2 separate regions of the Homo sapiens genome follow, and region 1 is linked to region 2. A link is a loop called in an ENCODE intact Hi-C map of the cell type or tissue named here. Cell type or tissue: MCF 10A. All regions are shown on one strand. Each heading gives the region's core, and the rest is flanking DNA. Links, peaks and the distances in the headings are about the cores only.

Region 1 (6,873 bases), core at 2,075-4,574, 780 kb after region 2:
GGCTCTGTCACCCAGGCTGGAGTGCAGTGGCGCAATTACAGCTCACTGCAACCTCTACCTCCTGGGCTCAAGCCATCCTCCCACCTTAGCTTCCCGAGTATCTAGGACCACAGGTGCAAGCCACCACACCCAACTAATTAAAAAAAAATTTTATAGAGTTTTCTGTAGGATTTCACCATGTTGCCCAGGCTGGTCTCGAACTTCTGAACTCAAGCAATCTGCCTGCCTCAGCCTCCCAAAGTGCTGAGATTACAGGCATATCAATACAATGATACAATGATACAATGGCTGAGCCACTGCACCCAGCCATTAAAGCTGAATTTCTGGAGACTGTCAATGTAAACTCCCTTGCTTTGTAGATATGAAAAGGCAGCCTAGAGAATGACAGCTTTGGGTGAAAGCCATAGTGTCCCCACAAGTAAATAATGGTGAGCAGAGTGCCTTGCATATAGTAGGTCCTCGATAAATATTCACCGTGATTTACTTACTAGATGGTATGTAAGCTAGTGGTTGGAATATTTAAACATAAACACACAGACTCAGAATGTTGAGAATGTGCTCAATTCCTTTCTGCAGTGAGTTTTAAATTTAAAGATTCCTTTGTGCTCCCTGCCTAGCCTGGAGCTATTGCTGCGCTCTTGGCAACATCCACCCGGCTGAGCCCAGCAGCCCTTGCCCTGGAGACAGAAATTGCCCCCTTTTTTTTTTCCTTCTTTTTATTTTTTTTTGGCACAGGGTGTGTTGAGACAGGTTGAATAGCCACCCTGGAGTTTTGCCAGAGCCACAAGATGAGGAAGGTCAAGAGGCAGAAGAGAGCAGGGTGAGGAGATGGGGGTGGAGGAGAGGAAGTTTGACATCATGTGGCTTGAATGGCTCAAAATGCTGAAATGCCAGCATTAGTTCAAGCAATTTAGACTTTCAGGAAGCCTGGCCTTTCCCCCTAGAGTCGTTTGTTTAGTCCTGTCTGGTGGGCTTGGCTGGCGGATTCCACAAACTCATGATGAAAAAGTTCTCCAGGCAGAACAGAGATGTGGCCTCCATTCCTACAGGGTAGACAATCAATTCCAAGGGCCCAGCATCTCCTATGAACCCAAGGTCACTCAGATCAAGTCCCCAGGGTGGCAAATGTCTGGCATCAATCGGGGGTTGGGGGGGCGGACACTGAGTTTAGTTCAAGGAAGTATTGCCAGATTTTGTGTGTTCTTCTGTGCCACTGATGGATTTGAATGAATTTGAACATGCTGCACGGTTTGACGCACGTCAGAACTGAAAGAGAAGGCAGAGTCCAGGTGAAGAGCAGGAACGTGGCCAGATTGCCCAAGTTAGAATGGGGCTCTGTTACTAGCCAGCTGGAGATGTCGGCTGCTGACTTGGTGTTCTCTACCTGAGTTTCCTCATTCAACACTGAATCCCCCGGCTCTGCCCTTCTTTCATCTGTAGCCCCAGTACCTTTTAGCAAACTATGTAATTTACTTGTTTGCTATGTTTGTGATTTACTGTCTGTCTTCCTCATCTCCTGCTCTGAAAGGACAGACATCTTGCTTGTTGTGTTTTGATGCATTCCAAGATTCTGGAAGACTTGGAAGACAGCAGGTGGTCCATACACATTTGTTGAATGTGAGTAGTCACAGTACCAACCTCGCTGTGTTGTTATGCAGGTGAGATGACTTAATACTGTCATATACGCAGGGCAGTCCCAGCCCTGAGCAGTGTGCCCTGAACTATATTTCAACACACAGCGAGAGCTGGATCTCTCGAGCAATCCCACGTCCCGTGTCTCGGCAGGCCCAGGACAGTTCTGCTTTTAACCTGTTTCCTGGAGTAATTGCTAACAGTGCTTCCTTTCAGAAAAAAAAAAAAAAAGGCTCATTTTAGCTAGTAAATTATATGGTTTGGCTACATGTAAGTGTTTTTACTCATTCATTTAAGAAACTGAAAAAAAAAAAAAAAATCTGCCAGCTGGCATGCACCTACAGTCCTGGGTGCTCGGCAGGCTGAGGTGGGACGATGCTTGAGCCCAGGGGTTCAAATCTAGCCTGGGCGACATAGAAAGACCCCACTTCTACAAAAAGCAGAAGAAAGAAAGAAAAAATATTGAATGGGTACCATGTTAGATGCTAAGAACAACGACCATAGTTCGTTCCCTTTTAGAGCTTACTGTCTTCTGGAGAACTTGCAAAATTAAATAATTCAAATTTAAAACTGTTGGAACTTTATTCTGAGCCTTGAGAGAAATGGACTGAGTCACATAGCATGCCGTTGCAACTTCTGCTTTTTCCCGTAAACGATTAGGAATGACCGAGTAGCACCAGAAATAAGACCCTCTGAGTGGTGACCCCTCAGAACATTACTCTTGTCCTCACAGAACATTACAGCCATCTTCCATGGAATGGAGCAAGCCACCCTAATCAAATCGCTATGACATGTATCTAGCCTTGCACGGAAAACATTGCAACCTGCCGAAACCATCTCTACCTATGTAAGCACAGCCTTAGCTTCCCCACTTTAGAGCATGTCCCTTTGGGGTCTGTGTTTTCCGGGTGACCGTTCTCAAGCTCTGTACTCAAATAAACCCCATACTTCATCATATTTTCTGTATCACCTTATTTAAGGTCAACAAACTTTAAGGACATAATTAAGTAGACAACCTCATGACTTGAACACATGGTTAATAGTAATAATTGGATTGACATCCATATAGTTCTCCTCTGTTTTAGGAGAGGGCTGGTTTTTTTTTTTTAAATATTGATCCATTTTCGTGCTTTGTATAGTAACCCAATGAGGTAGAAGTGATTACCGCCACCCTTTTACTGATTACAACACCTGGGGTTCTGAGCGCCAGCCACTTGGTGAGGATTGCGGGGCCAGGGCACTCTGGTCCCAAAGCTCTGATTCCCACGGGCTTTCCTGCTGAGTCACGCTGTCTGCTGGGAGCTGTTGACCCGCCGTCTCTTTCTCTGACTTCCACCCGATAATTCTACATGGCTCTGCAATAAGCAGCTTTTTTCTTATTATTTCCTACAAATACATAGGTTACACTCTGATTAAAGGCAGAATACACATCTTGAATTAAGGGGAAGGCTGAAGCCTGGAATTCTTCCCATCTCTAATCCTGCCTGGTCACTGAAGTTCCTGAGTCCTCAGCTCAGGTCTGAGGCAGCCCTGCCCAGCAGGGACGGAAACTGCAGCTTTTTCATGTTCCTCTGCCTCCCTCTAGTGACTCAAGTCCAAAATAGTGCGGCTGGGAACTATTGGAAGAACACAGACGCTGCAAAGAAGCTGGAAACCATCATTCTCGGCAAACTAACACAAGAACAGAAAACCAAACACCGCATGTTCTCACTCATAAGTGGGAGTTGAACAATGAGAACGCATGGACGCAGGGAGGGGAACATCACACACCGGGGCCTGTTGGGGGATTGGGGACTAGGGGAGGGATAGCATTAGGAGAAATACCTAATGTTGATGGGTGCAGGAGACCACCATGGCACGTGCATACCTATGTAACAAAACTGCGTGTTCTGCACATCTACCCCAGAACTTAAACTATAATTTTAAAAAACCCCAAAAGAGTGCAATTTCAATGCCAAAAAAAAAAAAAAAAAAAAAAGCTGAGCTTCATCTATTCCTTCCGCTCTTTCCTCCCTCACGCCTACCATGTGTGAAGCACTGTACCCAACATGAAGGACACAGACAGAAAAGCCTGACTCCGCATCTCCCTGCTCGGGTTGCCTTGGCAACTTCTCCGTGTACCCAAAGAAGCAAAGGGGACTTAACAATTTCAAAGAAGAGTGGCAGTAACTACTTTTTCTGTTCCGAGCTTTCTTGTATAAAGTGAAGCACTGTGTGGCCTTTAAGAGTTCTATTAAGGGCCGGGCAGGGTGGCTCATGCCCGTAAATCCCAGCACTTGAGGTCAAGAGTTCGAGACCAGCCTGGCTAACATGGCAAAACCCCGTTTCTACTAAAAGTACAAAAATTAGCCAAGTGTGGTCGTGGGCACCTGTAGTCCCAGCTACTTTGGAGGCTGAGACAGGAGAATCACTTGAATCCAGGAGGTGGAGGTTGCAGTGAGCTGAGATTGTGTCACTGCACTCTAGCCTGGGCAACAGAATGAGACTCTGTCTCAAAACCAAATAGAAACAAAAAGAATTCCATGAAGGGAATTAGGACCACTTTTTAATTCAGTGTCTGCACACTATCTCCTGACCACCTGGCTGCTGCTTTTCCTCCCTGCTTCCTGTCCTCCCTTCCTCTCTACCTTGCTCTACTCTCCTATCCCTTCACTGGTGCTCCTTTTGTGTTTTATCTCCTCTGCCAATCAACATGCAGGGCAAGGAAGCCAGGCATAGCACCGGGCACTGGCCGGCCCTGCTGGTCGCTCTCATGCCTGAAGCTCTGTGCTAAAACACCTAGTTTCCGGCAATGTGCAGACGGTGGACACTCAGAGGTGGGGTGCGGCAGGATTCAGACTTCTCAAGGACACCATAGTGTGGCAAACACTAAGGAGTTCGCTGCCAGTGTCTTAGTCGGAGTAGGGCAAGGCTATGGAGTAGGGTCCCTTCTATTTGGAAAAGAGAAAAGTGCTTCTGATGTTATTTTTATATAATGATCCAGGCAGCTTGGTTTGACCATCCAACACCTGCAGAGCCCAGCTCAGCATTCATGTCTTCATTCCCCTCTGCTATCTCTGGGGCATATCCAGTGTCCCTGAACCGTGAGTTCCCGGCTCACTCTCAGGTTTCTGCCGACTTTGGTGGGTCTAAGATGAGACCTTTGGTAACCACAGAAACAAAGCTTCTCCCCATGCTCATGGCCTGAGGAAGCTTTGGAAAGGTGTTATATGGATGTTTCAAATGCTGTGTCAGACCATTTTAATCTACGCACCTCTTATTATTGTGTCTGAGCACAATGTATTGCAATCCAGTGTTTATCTCTCCTATTGAAATGGAGACAGCTAAAGGGTCTGCATGATGCTAACTGAATTTTGTATTCCCAGTGCCTAAGACATAGTTGGTGCTCGATAATTGTTTGTTTCAGGGATAAATGAATGAAAAAAAAAATGAATGAGTAATCATTAGCCTCAGCAATACTTTGTTCCCAAAGTCACACACACACTCATTTATTTCCTCCTAAGAACAGATGCTAGGCCAACAGGTCTTCATGATTTTACAATCTCTATGGTGACAGATAAGACATTAGGGTGCATATGAGGAAAAGATAGGAGATAGCAGGATACGAAGGCCTAAAAAGGGGGAGAGGAAATGGAGAAAAAGTGCCTACAGATTCTAATAACTGAGAGACAATTTTTAGGATTATGGTCACAGTTTTAGTAGCAAGAATAAAAAAATGCAGAATTCTACCCTTTCCTTGCCAAGATTAGATAAGGGCAAAAATCCTTTAATGGCATTAAAGAGAAAGAGAAAAGAAAAAACTAGAGAGAGAGAGAGAGAGAAAGGGAGAGAAGGGGGGGGGAGAGAGAGAGAGAGAGAGAGAGAGAGAGAGATTGCATGGCCAGAGGTCTAACTCAAATACTTGCAATGTTCAGATAAAAAACCCTCTTCCATGCCAGACTCTGACAATGGATTCATTCTTTCTTTCGTTCTTTCTTTTCTTTCTTTCCTTCTTTCTTTCTTTTTTCTCTTTCTTTCTCTCTTTCTTTCTCTTTCCTTTCTTCCTTCCTTTTTTCCTTTTTTCTTTCTTTCTCTCTTTCCTTTCTTTCTCTGTCTCTCCTTCCTCCCTCCTTCCTTCCTTCCCTTCCTTCCTTACTTCCATCCTTTCTTCCTTCTTTCTCTTTCTTTCTTTCTTTTTTTCTCTCTCTCTTTCTCTCTTTCTTTCTCTCTTTCCTTTCTTCCTTCCTTTCTTTCCTTTTTTCTCTTTTTCTTTCTCTCTTTCCTTTCTTCCTTCCTTTCTTTCCTTTTTTCTTTCTTTCTCTCTCTCTCCTTCCTCCCTCCTTCCTTCCTCCCTTCCCTTCCTTCCTTCCATCCTTTCTTCCTTCCTTCACTCCTTCCTTCCTTCTTTCTCTCTCTCTTTCATTCTTTCTTTCCTTCTTTCTTTCTTTCTTTCCTTCTTTCTTTCTCTTCCTTCCTTTCTTTCCTTTTTTCTTTCTTTCTCTCTCTCTCTCCTTCCTCCCTCCTTCCTTCCTCCCTTCCCTTCCCTTCCTTCCTTCCTTCTATCCTTCCTTCCTTCTCTCTCTCTCTCTTTCTTTCTTTCTTTCCTTCTGACATGGGGTCTCACTCTGTTGTCTAGGCTGGAGTGCAGTGGCACAATCTTAGCTCACTGCAATCTCTGCCTCCCACAAGTGATCTTCCAACCTCAGCCTCCCAGATAGCTGGGTCCACAGGTGCACGCCACCACACCCTGCTAATTTTTTGTATTTTTGGTAGAGACAGGGTTTCACCATGTTGGCCAGGCTGGTCTCAAACTCCTGAGCTAAAGCAATCTGCCCATCTCAGCCTCCCAGAGTGTTGGGATTACAGGCGTGAGCCACCGCGCCCGGTCAGATTCTGTTTTTCATAGTGAGAGCTTCACAACAAACAGATGTGTTTCCTTGGGAAGCAGTGTTCCTTCAGGCAGATCTGTGCACTGGGCAGCTCTCCGTTTGCCGTCCTCTCATCTTGACTTTCGTGAACTCTCTCCTTTTGCGTCCTGGACCCCACCCAGGGAACTGCTCACTGCCTTGCTGGCAGGTTTGCAAATCACCCATGACAATAACTTACGTGTTTATTACCCAGTGCTATTGGCATTTTCACTGGGGAACTCCAGCGCCCCGCAAGTCTTTCTGACCTCAAGAATAAGGTTTTTAATAGCCAAGTGTTAAGTGTGGTGGAATGGGAAGGTGGATATTTTGGAAGAGGGAATTTGCCTTGCGTCTT
Region 2 (6,873 bases), core at 2,404-4,903:
GAGTGGGGGGACTGTCTCCTCCCTTGTCGCTCCCCATTCTCACCCCCACCCCCAACAGAGACCCCTTTCTGCAAGGCCAGGAGTGAGCGCACGGCATCAGACCCTTGCATCAGAGCCCTGGCACGTCCTTGTTTTCAGTGGTTTGGAAGTGAATCGTCTCTAGGTTTGTGTTGAGGCCAAGATACACGTTTTTCCTTTTCTCCGCTTTCCTTTCTTGTGCCTTGTTATGACTGGCTTTGGAGCCTGGCTTACAGGGAGGGGGGATGGAGAATGGGCAGGCTGTGGGGGAGGTGGCTGGGGTCCCAGGGAGGGAGGTCTCGGGACACCTGCCCTGCCAAAGTTAAGGCTACTGGGCAGGTGACCTTGGCCTCCAGGTCAGGGAAGCTGGAGGTATCTCATGGGCCACAGAGTCCCAGGATCCACAGAGGAAGGAGGAGGGAGCCGCTGGGAAAGTGGTTTAGGCTTAGGTGGTTGATGAGTGCGTGGGACAGGGGGAGGAGGAAGAAATGGGGAGGCTGCCACATGGCAGAGGAGGAACCCACACTCCGGAGAAACTCACTTTGTGTTCCAGCCTCCACTCGGAGCCGAGCGTCATCCCACCCACCCCGGGCTGGGTGTTTCTCCTTCACTTGGGAAAACCAAAAGGCAGAATTGAGGTTGCGGCCTCCAGAGCCCATCAGGACAAAAGACATGCCCTGAGCGCCCTGCACCAGCCCTGAGCTGAGTGGCGGCCCCACCAGCTGGCCCTTAGGGCTGAAAGCAAGAGCAGGCACGTGGGAGCTACCCAGGGTCTCGGGGTGCTGTGGAAGGTGCACCCCCACCAGCCTTCCACAGCCACCACATCCCAGGAGAGGCCAAGACACGCCCCAGACCAAACAGAAGACGGGAAAATGCTGGTTCTGAAAAATGTTTACATTCTCCTTCCCAGAATTCCAAGATACTAAGATGTCCTAAAACAAAAAGAAATGAAAAGATAGGAGGGAAAACACCCATTGATGAAAATGATTCATTCCCTCGATACATTTCTACAAAACGAACCCGGAGCAGGACCCAGAACTCTGCGTTCATCCGTCAGCACCCAGCTAACTCCTCCACACCCCTGTTCGGGGCCGGATGGCAAGACACCAAGATGGTTAAATTTAAGAGAAGTCACAGGATGGTGGAGACAGTTTAAATAACAAGCACCTGGGGAAGCGGTTCATTGCCGGGTCCGGACGAAGCCGCGTGGGAGCCGGGGGTGCAGGGTTATGGTTGTGGGACAAATTAGTGGACTTTCTACTTCAGGCACAGTTCTCCTGGCTTTTTTTCTCCCCAGACTCAACTGTCCCTCCAGGCCTCAGCAGCAGGACAGTGGAAGGTTCGAGGTTCCGGGTGATGGAATCACCTGGCCCCCTGTAGGCAGCCCCCTTCCTCTGAGACAGCCCCCAGCCAGAACTTCCTCAGCCAGTGTGGGGGATGGAGGTAGAAAACAAAGTTTACATGGACTCCCCTCTCACCCCACAAAGAATGCTCCCAGACAAGCTAGGGTCCATTGAAAGGACAGGGCTGGCTGGGTGCGGTGGCTCACGCCTGTAACCCCAGCACTCTGGGAGGCTGAGGCAGGAGGATTACTTGATCTCAGGAGTTCAAGACCAGCCTGGACAACATGGCGAAACCCCGTCTCTCCAAAGTATACAAAAATTAGCCAGGCATGGTGGTGTGTACCTGTAGTGCCAGCTACTTGGGAGGCTGAGGCACGAGAAGTGCTTGAACCCAAGAGGCGAAGGTTGCAGTGAGCTGAGATCATGCCACTGCATTCCAGCCTAGGTGACAAAATGAGACTGTCTCAAAAACAAAAATAAAAAATGAAATGACAGGGCCAACAACACACAAAGAGAGAATCTGAGAGGAAAGGTGACTTGCCTCACGTCACCCAGCCAAGGTAATGGCCAAGCAGGTATCAGAAACTGGCCGTGCCATGAAACATGAGCTTCTGCTACCCGAAAAATAGCAGGGTTCATTCCCCTGTCAAGCAACAATGACTCTCTGTGAGAATGCAAGTTTTGATCCATGAGTTTATTACTTGGCTCCAATAAGGAGGGCACTGGGCATATTCTCAAAGCAGTGTCTCTCCAAGGGAAAGTGACAGGAGGGTATTATGGGGCAATGGAGAGGGCAGAGGGTGCATCGTCGCATGTAGAGCAGGGGTCTCTGTGGCACAGGACCCTGTCATCATGCCAGCACATGGGTTGCATGTTATGGTCCTGAAGCTGCAGCTTTTCCAGGGTAGAGACTTAGCATTGTCATGAGGAAAGTTCACTGGGATTCACGTCTAAGTTGCCAGGGTCTTTCAGGAGCTGGTTCTGACCAACAGGGTGGCCTCATTCCACCCAGGGTTGGGAAGAGTAGGCTGCAGGGCAGGAGGCTGTAACCCAGGCTGATGGCTCAACTGGATTAAATTCCTCCGGTCCCTGGATGTGGTGGCGCACACCTGTGGTCCCAGCTGTACTCAGGAGGCTGAGATGGGAGGATCACTTGAACCCAGGAGGTCAAGGCTGCAGTGAGCTGTGATCACACTACTGCACTCCAGCCTGGGCAACAGAGCTAGACCCTGTCTCAAAAAAAAAAAAAAAAATCCTATGGTGGTCCCTGGAGACCCTCCTTGTCTCCTTACACTTCAGCCCTGGTGCATTTTCTGCAGAATTAAGATCTGAGTCAGTCAAAGGGTATAACATTTTAGCTATGCAGGATGAGTAAGTTATTTGAGATCTAATGTATGGCATCATGAGTACAGTTAATAATACTGTATCCTGGGAATTTGCTAAAAGATTTTATCTTAAGTGTTCTCACCACACACACAGAAATACTGTCGCTACGTGAGCTGATGGGTTTGTTCATTAGTTTGACTGATAATCATTTCGGTCTATACATATATCAAAGCATCATGTACACCTTAAATATATACAATTTTTATTTGTTAATTATACCTCAATAAAGCTGAAAAAGTCTTTTTAAATTAATTTTAATTTTAGAAGAATTGAGAGCATAAAGTGACCTTTGAGACCTTTCGCAGGCACCCTGCGTGTTTCAGGTAAGAAGTCCGAGGCCCGGGGTGTGACACCCCCAGGCCACCAGCTCTGAACGACCTGTAATCAGGGTGGCCCAGCTCCACCCAGCCCGTGGCTCCCTGGGACTGAGTTGCCTTCAATGCCTCCAGGGCTGGGGATTACTGATGGTGGCAGGGAGCAGGGGCCTTCTAGATGACACCCTCCTGGGCCCAGGCCACAGTCAGCTTGGCGAGGCCCAAGGCTTCTCCCGCGGCTCCTCCCACGGCCCAGATGGGACGCAGGCCGATCTAGGCTGTCCCGCTCGTGCCCCCGTGTGGCCAAACGCTAAACACCAGGAGGGTGCAAATGGACCTGGGCAGCTTTTGAGCCTGCTGCACCTGTCACCCGCAGGTCAGGGCCAATGGAGTTCAGGACGTCTGCGCACCAACGACTCAGACCACAAACCTGTGCCTGAGCAGTGGCTGGCAAATATTTAGGGGTGAACCTGCAGCTCATTCATGAAAACTAAGAACATGCAGAGGACCCCGAGCTTCAAGCAGCTTAATGGTGACACTAAAAAGCTCACCTCAGCCTGGGCAACATAGGGAGACCCTGTCTCTGCAAAAAATTAAAAAATCAGCCGTGCATGGTGGTGTGTACCTGTAGTCCCAGCCCAGCTCCTCTGGAGGCTGAGGCATGAAAATTGCTTAAGCATGAGAAATCAAGGCTGCAGTGAGCCAAGATCACGCCACTGCACTCCAGCCTGGGTGACAGAGTGAGACCCTGTCTCAAAAAAGTTAAAAAGCTAACCTCAACAATCTCCCCTTTTGTTCTGATCTTCAGCAGTTACAGGATCCCAGAAGGATCACTTCCCCAAAGCAGCCCCTTTCGGCCCAGCCCCATGGCTAAATTCCCACTCATTATAAAGGGTAGGACACTCGGGGTGACTTATCCTCCAGTGTCTGGAGCCCACAATATTTTAGGGACCCAAGAAAACGTTCTTACTTCCACTCTTATTAATTAATTAATGTATTTATTTATTCTGAGACAGAGTCTCGCTCTATCGCCCAGGCTGGAGTGCACTGGCTTGATCTCAGCTCACTGCAACCTCTGCCTCCTGGGTTCAAGCGATTCTCCTGCCTCAGCCTCCCGAGTAGCTGGGACCACAGGCGCCCGCCACCACGCCCAGCTAATTTTTTTGTATTTTTTAGTAGAGACGAGGTTTCACCATGTTAGCCGGGATGGTCTCGATCTCTTGACCTCGTGATCCACCCACCTCAGCCTCCCAAAGTGTTGGGATTACAGGCGTGAGCCACCACGCCCAGCCCCCACTTCTTTTCAAGTCAAATTTTAATATAATAATAATATACAGTTATGAATCCAGCCTAGATTACATTCATATTTGTACCAACAGTCCTCAAATCGCATTTTTATTTTCTTTATAGAGAAAGAGGTCCCGGAAAGGAAAAGAGCCCCGACCAGGCCCCCTGTTCCTATGCAGCCCCAGGACTCTGTGCCTCTGAAAGCTCTCACTTATAAAGGTAAAATCCATTTCCAAAGACGAGGAGCACCGTGGGCCCATTCTCGCTTGCTTTCTCTGAGACAGCACAGATCTGAGGGGGTGTCCAGGACAGTGAAGCCATCAAAGAGCGCGTGACAGGAAGGGGGATGCTTGGCCTGGAGTGGGCAGAGGAAGACAACACGGGCTACGCGGGCGTCTCCACCTCCGCAGAAGCAGTGAGAAGAAAGGAGCAGTCAGGCACAGCTGGGTTCGTCTTCCCGGGAATGTGATCTGGAGGAAACGGTTTAACCTCCCAGACCTCCCCACATCTGTAAAGCAGAGAAGACAGCAGCACTTGCCCGATGCGGCCATCTCGAAGGCTCGCCACCCGCGGGAGGCACCGGAAACGGAACTGCCAGGACCCTTTTCTCAAGATGGCGCCCAAGGTAATGAAGGAAGCGCCTGCCCCTCCCAAAGCCCAAGCCACAGTAGGGGCTTTGAGGACCAAGGAGGCGGTGCTGAAAGGTGTCCACAGCCACAAAAAGTAGATCCGCCGTCAGCCACCCTCCGGCGGCCCAAGACGCTGCAGCTCCGGAGACAGCCCAGCTATCCTCGGAAGAGCACCCGAAGGAGCGTCCCCAACCCGAGTCCGCCATAAAGACGTTATTAGATTGGTGCAAAAGTAATCATGGTTTTTGCCATTACTTTAGATGGCAAAAACCGCAATTACTTTTGCACCAGCCTAACAGAAGACAACCACACACGTGCTTCTTATGGATGTCAAAGCTGGCAGGCGCTGGGCAAACAGGCTGGAAAGAAGCCCTCCGACATCGGTATGCCCAAGGCCCATACCCTGCTCAGGCCCGAGGTTCAATTGGCACCTGGCTAAGATGGTTTGGATGCTGCCCACAAAACCGGGTCATCTAAACTGTGTCCAGAGCTGGGCATGGTGGCTCACACCTGTAAGCCCAGCACTTTGGGAGGCCAAGGTGGGAGGGTCCCTTGGACCCAGGAGATCAAGACCAGCCTGGGCAACATAGTGAGACCTCATCTCTACAAAATTTTTAAAAATTTTTAAAAATTAGCGCAGCATGGTAGCTCACGCTTGTGGTCCCAGCTACTCAGGAGGCTGAGGTGGGAGAATCACTTGAGCCCAGGAGGTTGAGGCTACAGTGAGCCATGATCATACCACTGCACTCCAGCCTGGGTAACCGTGTGAGACCCCATCTCAAAAATTAAAAGTAATTAATTAAAAAATAAAATAAACTGCATCCAGCTGGCTAATCCTAAATATATACTTTTTCCCATGAAAAGAGTGGAGCCATCATAATAATGTGCTTTTGCTCTCATTTCCCAGGTGGACCCTGAGCCAGGCCGCATCCAGTGGGGAGCCCTGCATGGGCAGCAGGTGAAGCCCCTTGGAGATGCCCAGGGATCCAAAGGCGACATCATTGATGGCAAGGCTGCCCCTCTTGGTCTCTGGGTTTGCCACCACTCTGGCTTGGAGACAGGTGCTGCAGCCTTCCCAATGCTGGGCTCACTCTGGACTCGTCATGAAGTGCTTTCTGCCAGGGCACCCTGGTTGGAAGTTTAGAAGCCCTAAAGGACAGCTACAATTGTGGCAGCTGTGAGAGAGCAGCTGTTGTTGATCCACACACGGGCCAGAAGGTTTATTCCGAGAGGTTCTGGAAATCTGCTGGGAGGGATGACTCCCTTGTGTGGGGAACACACTCAGATAGTTGCATATTCACTCATCTACACCACACCATGAATAAAACTTAGATTCCAGATTTTAAACACTGCCAAAGGGCAACTTCCTCCCTTTACCCACTGACCTCACAACTGCCCTCAGCACACAGTCATCCCAGACCTGCTCCCACAACAGGGCTCCCTCCACTGCTGCGGCCCGGCTCAGGGTCACCCTGGGAAATGATGGTTAAAAAATAAAAATGACTGAGGTGCCCGGTTCAGCCTTCTGTGCCGAATGAGCGCAGCAGCCAGGTGCAACCGGAATGACGGATGGGAACCAACAGATGTCCCTCCCACATGGCACCAGCAGCCAGGGCCCCTGAAGGCCACTGTTCACCTTGGCCCTCATCCTGCAAACATGTTCGGAGCTCATTCTCTGAGCCAGGCTGTGTGCTGGGCATGGAGCTGCTGGGGTGAGGGCAGACAGGACCTGGCCTCTAGCCTCAAGGTCCTTGCAGTCTGGGAAACTTTACAAGCACGTGAATAAAGTATTCGAATCAAGAAAGATAGGAACTGTTATAGAATTAAAAGCAAAGTGCTTTGGGTAGAGTTACAAGCAAGGTACCTGGAAACCCAGAAAGAGAAGGATTCTTCAGT

What was found. A loop is a pair of places that touch in the nucleus more often than their neighbours do. Peaks named below come from ENCODE experiments on the same cell type or tissue, not always from the same donor. Only the 100,000 strongest peaks of a DNase experiment are listed, where the experiment ranks them.
Region 1: a loop joins it to region 2, with 11 times the contacts of the local background. A loop is called at or near these places in 3 of 110 quality-filtered maps.

What each region holds. Positions count from the first base shown.
Region 1 is chr10:6,398,784-6,405,656 of GRCh38, forward strand. It overlaps LOC124902370 (a long non-coding RNA gene), which reads right to left. Exons shown (of 2, transcript XR_007062044.1): 2 at 1-3,018. It also overlaps a transcript of PRKCQ not described here. Among named protein-coding and RNA genes, the nearest start is that of LINC02656, 52 kb to the left of the region's middle. In MCF 10A, for the core only: a CTCF peak has its summit at 3,207 (motif pointing left); DNase peaks (open chromatin) are centred at 2,908 and 3,178.
Region 2 is chr10:5,619,970-5,626,842 of GRCh38, forward strand. LOC107984199 (a long non-coding RNA gene) reads right to left here. Exons shown (of 2, transcript XR_001747344.2): 2 at 4,428-4,856. Among named protein-coding and RNA genes, the nearest start is that of LINC02677, 5.2 kb to the left of the region's middle. In MCF 10A, for the core only: a CTCF peak has its summit at 3,366 (motif pointing left); a DNase peak (open chromatin) is centred at 3,332.